2 separate regions of the Homo sapiens genome follow, and region 2 is linked to region 1. A link is a loop called in an ENCODE intact Hi-C map of the cell type or tissue named here. Cell type or tissue: IMR-90. All regions are shown on one strand. Links, peaks and the distances in the headings refer to the core of each region. The heading gives the core; the rest is flanking DNA.

Region 1 (2,926 bases), core at 91-2,590:
GGAATACTATGCAGCCACAAAAAAGGATTAGTTCATGTCTTTTGCAGGGACATGGATGAAGCTGGAAATCATCATTCTCAGCAAACTAACATAAGGACCGAAAACCAGACACCTTATGCTCTCACTCATAGGTGGGAGTTGAACAATGAGAACACATGGACACAGGGCAGGAAACATCACACATCAGGGCCTGTCAGGGGATGGGGGCTGGGGGAGGGATAGGAGAAATACCTTATGTAAAGGACAAGTTGATGGGTGCAGCAAACCAACATGGCACATGTATACCTATGTAACAAACCTGCATGTTGTGCACATGTACCCTAGAACTTAAAGTATAATAGAAAAAAAAAGAAAAATTTTTGCAAGCTACAATTTTAAAAAGTGATATGCAATTTATTTTAAAGAGACAAAGTAAGCACAGTTGATTATTACTTAAGTCCTCTCTGTTGCATACCAATATGTCAGATTGTAAGCATGGCTCCCCAAACTTCTTGAGGAACAAGTAGCGAGTTCTGCTATGAAACCAGAAAGTGGAGACCTTGTACAATGTCAAGCAGATGATTTTATAAATTTTTGATGAAAAGGGTATCAATCTATGCCAATTCTGTAGTTTCTTCACGATAGAAAATATCTTGCTAGCATAATCTCTATTTAAAACCATAAACAAGCTCAAACTCAAATATGACATTATGAGTCACTCATCAATAAAACTTGCCCATCAATACAAAACAATTGGTAAGACTGATTTTTTGAACTGATTTCTATTAATTGCACATACCTAACTGGAAATTAAAGGCTAAGCTCCAGATAATTGCTTTGTTCACAGAACCTTCACTCTAATAAAGACATCCATCTTACTTTTTCCCTAGTATAATAAACCAAATTTATTATTAATCCTAAAGTTTTCTTTATATGCAACAGACATGCACCTGAAGCTTCAGTAGGAAATAACAAAATTTGAATTAATACAAACCCATATATTATATCTGTCAAATAAGAATAATGAGCTAATAGTTAATTAAGAGTTTACTTCTTTATTTTTTTTAAAGATAAAGGGGAGTTGGGGCTGTTAGAGGGGGAACCTTATCTTGAGTGACATCTAGTGGACTGCTGCAAAATGACATTTTTAAAGGTTCCTTTTTTTAAAAAAAATAATTTCAACTTTTAGATTCAGAGGGTACACATTTTTCTAAGTTGAAGCTACTACAGATAGAGTAGCTGTAACACGTTAACACTTTGCATTTGTGCAAGTAAAATAATAATCTACTCAAAAACCTTTATGTAAGCAGTAAAATTATTCTCAAAGGGAAATTACAGACGACCTAGAAAATCTATAAATGGAAAAAAGAATATCTTAACTTAAAAAAATTTCCTATAAATATAACTGCTTATGTTGTAATATATTATTATTGGAAAAAAGTTTTTAATACTTTTGAAAGCCATTAATAGTTGAGATCTCTATTTCAAGTAAATAAAAATATATACTCTATATTTTTACTCTAAAACCTCAATCTTGGAATCTTTAAACTTTTGTTTTATTGCTAAATTAAGAAGCTAATTTATTTTCTCAGAAACACTTATTCTCACTGTATATTTTCATTTGTGATTATTTGAAGTGCAAAGTCATAGTCTTTTGTTAATAGTGGAACATTGGCATATTTTCTCATTGTTCCTTGACTATCCTTTTTCAGTAACATATAAAATAAGAATATTATGTGTGATTTCCATTGCTTTATTTCTGTTTAGCTCTTTGCCTTTGAGGCCACATTGATCTTGTATTGTTGTTAGTGTTTTTTCATCTCCATTCATAGTGTATCTATTGGTAAGACATTTGGTGCTTGACCTTTATTTTGTTTCAGTATCTCTTTGTAAAATTTCCTCTCAATTCTGTTTTTCGTATGCCTTCTACAACCCTGTTCATCTCATCGGAATTTTCCTTTCTGTGTCATTTAGTTCTTGTACCTTCGGATGTATTCTAAATTTCCTTGCATTGTTCTTACCACCTTAATGCTGTCTCTGTCTGTTTAAATATTTGCCACTAATCCAAACACTCTCACAGGAGAGAACAAGTGGTGATCTTTAATTATTTTCTTTAATATATCCTTTTTCGCTATTTAAACACTGTTTACTCATTTGTCATATCCACTTTCCTGGGGTTCCTAAGGTGATAACTGAGTAATTAAAAAAAATTTTGATACTTCACTTTAAGAATATCGATATTCACTTAAAGGAATTTCCTTAACTAGCTTTATCACCATTTTTGAAATTAGCAAACTCAAGTTCTTTTAGGGTTACTGAGGAAATACAGCTTGTTGTCTATGCCCTGAAATGATTAATCTAATAATATCACATGTGAAGAAGATAATAAATAATCAAGTGCTAAATTTTGTAGTATTAACACAAGTGTTATGTTAAAATTTTAGAGAAGGTAGAGAACAAGAAGGAAAGAGTGGTATTAAGGAACTCATGGAAAGAGTAGAACTTACTTGCTATCTCATAGCAGAACCATGAGAAATAAATTTCTGTTGTACATAGCTATCCAATTTACAGCATTTTACTAAAGCAGCTAGAAATCTAAATGGACAAAGTCTTTAAATCATTTGAAAATAAATAGAAATAAAACATGTATAATTTATTTGTTTTTCATAATTATCTATATTTTCTTATAAATAAATGCTTTCTCCCATAAATCCTACTTCCATAGTATTAATTTTATGTCTTTTAGCACATAAGTAAATAATAGATGAATAATAAACTTGTATTTAAGAATATTTTATAGTAAAAATAATAAGAAAGGATTAAGCAAAGTTCATTGTCATTTTCTAGCATTTCTAAACATTTGATGTGATGTTAATATTCCTTGTCTTAGACTACATAAAACAATAGTATAAATTTTAGATGTGTTGATAATTAGGTTCCCATTTTT
Region 2 (2,926 bases), core at 224-2,723, 390 kb before region 1:
TGTATAGTTGTTCCCAGCAGACTATTCATAGGAGATGATTCTTTAGTGACTTCAAACTCAACATTAACTCCTCAAGGAAATAACAGCATTGCTGCCAACTCATCTAAACATACTGGATATTTGCTTTGTTCTTTAGTTGTCTGTTGTTGCTACTGCCAATACCCTCAACTCTTCAAGCAACTGTTCATGTGGAAAAGATAATGGTCTTTACAGTATAAATGTGTAAAATCCATACATAGCTCTCTGGCAGTACAAAACCAGGTGGCAAGCTAGAGATATCTAGCCTATTGGCAGTAGTTAGCTGACACTTGCACTGGATGATAATGATTCTGAGAGATGTACATTTCTGTCAGAGTAGGCCCTCTGTAACATGACTGTTAATTAAAAGTATATATACAGATACATGCATATATTAAAAATATATGTAAAACATATACATAAAGTATATATACATATATACATATATTAAAGTGTGTATACACATATATATGTACACATATAAAAGTGTATATATTTATATATGACAGTATATGTTAATTTTGGTGGGATTTTGTTCTGTATTTGAGTTCCAGTAAACTTAGATATATCTAAAAATGTAAGCCATAAAACTTCTCTTCACGGGACAGGATTATGTGCTGGAGCTAGCTCACACCCTAACTAGCATCAATTGTTCAAATTCTAAAATTTTGAGTTAAAATTCAATTGCATACACTTGTTTGTAATACACTTGTTAGATGAATTTTACTGGAAAAGTAATGGAGACACAAAATTCATTTCTTCCTAATTAGTTGCTACATTTTGCTGTTATCTGTGTTCTTAGAGTTATTTATGTCTATTGTACCTTTTAGGTGGAAAAATATAAAAGAGTGTGCAATTGTGACTCTCTCCAAATCTGTATTCAACGACTACATATTGTAACTTAAAATCGCCTATGATGGGTAATTTAAACACAGAAGTCAGCAAATGCTACAAATCAGGATTTGGTTTATGGCTTTGTTGATTGTCTAGGCTAAGACATTTACGGAGTGAAATGCAATAATGAAGAAGAGATGTAAATACGTGTTGGGTCAGTAGCCATTGCTTTGTGAATAGCACATATACACTCACAAATAATTTTTGAAAACTATTATCCAAATGAGGATAAAAGTCACTCAAGTCAGAGTGAAGTTCTGTTGTCCATCTTCGTTTTTTAATTTCCTCTTTCTTGTTAATACGTATGTTAGAAAATATCAGGAGGCCTGTTGATCATGCCCTGTCCTACCAGTGGCCTCTGAGCTGCCTGCTTGGCACTGCTAAGCTGCCCCTGGATTGGTTACAATGTGGGCTTTTGTCTGGATTACAGGCGGAGGAAGAATGGGGAAGCAGCAAAGCAAGAGCCTTGCTGGAGTTGGCCACTCCTCTGTGCAACAGCCTAAATAGCGCAGCACCCAGGACGCACTAGGCCCTCCATAAATGTCAGCTTAACAGAAAGTGACAATTAATCCAAACCTGAGGCGAGTGAGAGGCGCAGCTGCAGGATCAGTGGGTCCTAGGGCTTCCTGAAACGCAGTCTTGAGGCTCCTGTAGGAAATTTTCTCCCTCTCCCCGCAGGCATGGCTTTTGTACGAGACGGAATGAATGTCAAGCTCAGGTTCAACTCGCGCTTTGGAACCCAGGAGGTATCCTCAGCGAGGCCTGATGGAGGACAGGAGGGGCTGGCCGAGGGTGGAGAGCGAAGGGATCGCCGGAGCGGAGCGAGGGTCTCATCCCCCCTGCAGGACCCTGGCAGACCCACACGTTCCCTCCTTTCGCACAAGTCGGTTGCTGCCCTCTACCCTTTGGCAGGGCATAAGAATGACTTCCGCCGCGGAGATCCAGCGCTTCCTTCCATTTTGCCTCCTGGCCCCTCCTGGAGACCGCAGCCGGTTTCTTGGCAGCTTCGCGCCCCAGAGCAGGAAGGGACCGGGACGCGGTCACATTTCAGCTTTGGTGGCTGCGCCCGCGCCCCCGTACTCCGGGCAGGAGATCTGGGCTGCGGGCGCCAGGCAGAGCTGGCATCTTCCGGGACCTGGATGGTTGTTGCGTAGGGGCTCCCAAGCTAAGCTGGTGTAGGAGCTCTCAAAACTCCCTTTCTGGCATCCCACGGAAAAACACATGAATCAGAAATTCCTCTGCCTGGTCCTTCTGTAGGGGCCGAATGGCTGGGAACTCCCAGGTACTCGCGTGGGGATCATAACCCAGAGACTGCGGGGCGACCCTCGGAGAGAAGCCCCCTGCAGCTGCACTTGGCTTCCTTTTGAGCCCTACTGCCTGTCAGGGACCCCGAAGACTGCGAGGCCAGGGGTACAGACCTGGGGTGTGCTGGCGTCCCCTTTCCATCCCAAAGTGCTATTTTATTTTCCTTTCGCTTCACTCTGGGTCTCAAGCCCTTTCAGTTTCTCAGCAGAGCAGGCCATTTCGTCTGTTCCCAAATATCTTTTAAAAGTTCATTTGTCTCGCAATCTCCCCACAATGCAGAATCTTGTACTTATCCTTTGGTACTATTAAAATAAGATAACATTCACCATTAAATTGGTCCAAAATATCTTTAATGTTAATATTTAGGTCGAGAAGCGTTGATGGCTCTTGCACAGTCTTGTGTACAAGGGAGGGAAAAGTAGTACAACTTCTCTGGAGAATAATTTGACAAAATATGTAAATAACTTTAAAAATACTTTTGAACTTGATCCATCTTTTTCTAGGATCTTTCAAAAAATTATATGAAGTCTTGATAACCTACAAAGATCTTCATCACATTATTATTTGTAAAAGAAAAAAATGAAAACAACTTTATCCACAACAAGAAACATTAGATAAGTTATGATATGTTCATCTTATAGACTATAAGTTGTCATTAAAAAGATTGACTGATGCTGTCAAAGTACAAGAAATAAAAAACATGTAAAAA

What was found. Hi-C counts contacts between places; a loop is a spot of excess contacts. Peaks named below come from ENCODE experiments on the same cell type or tissue, not always from the same donor. Only the 100,000 strongest peaks of a DNase experiment are listed, where the experiment ranks them.
Region 2: a loop joins it to region 1, with 3 times the contacts of the local background. A loop is called at or near these places in 7 of 110 quality-filtered maps.

The regions. Positions count from the first base shown.
Region 1 is chr3:86,700,725-86,703,650 of GRCh38, reverse strand. The region is part of intron 1 of LOC101927518 (a long non-coding RNA gene); the gene reads right to left. Among named protein-coding and RNA genes, the nearest start is that of LINC02070, 220 kb to the right of the region's middle. In IMR-90, for the core only: a CTCF peak has its summit at 1,093 (motif pointing left); no DNase peak of the experiment used is centred there.
Region 2 is chr3:87,088,170-87,091,095 of GRCh38, reverse strand. It overlaps LINC00506 (long intergenic non-protein coding RNA 506), which reads right to left and starts at 1,816. Exons shown (of 3, transcript NR_104153.1): 1 at 1,489-1,816. RefSeq lists an enhancer at 1,796-1,845. In IMR-90, for the core only: no CTCF peak of the experiment used is centred there; a DNase peak (open chromatin) is centred at 1,335; H3K4me3 peaks cover 1,061 bases; H3K27ac peaks cover 1,271 bases.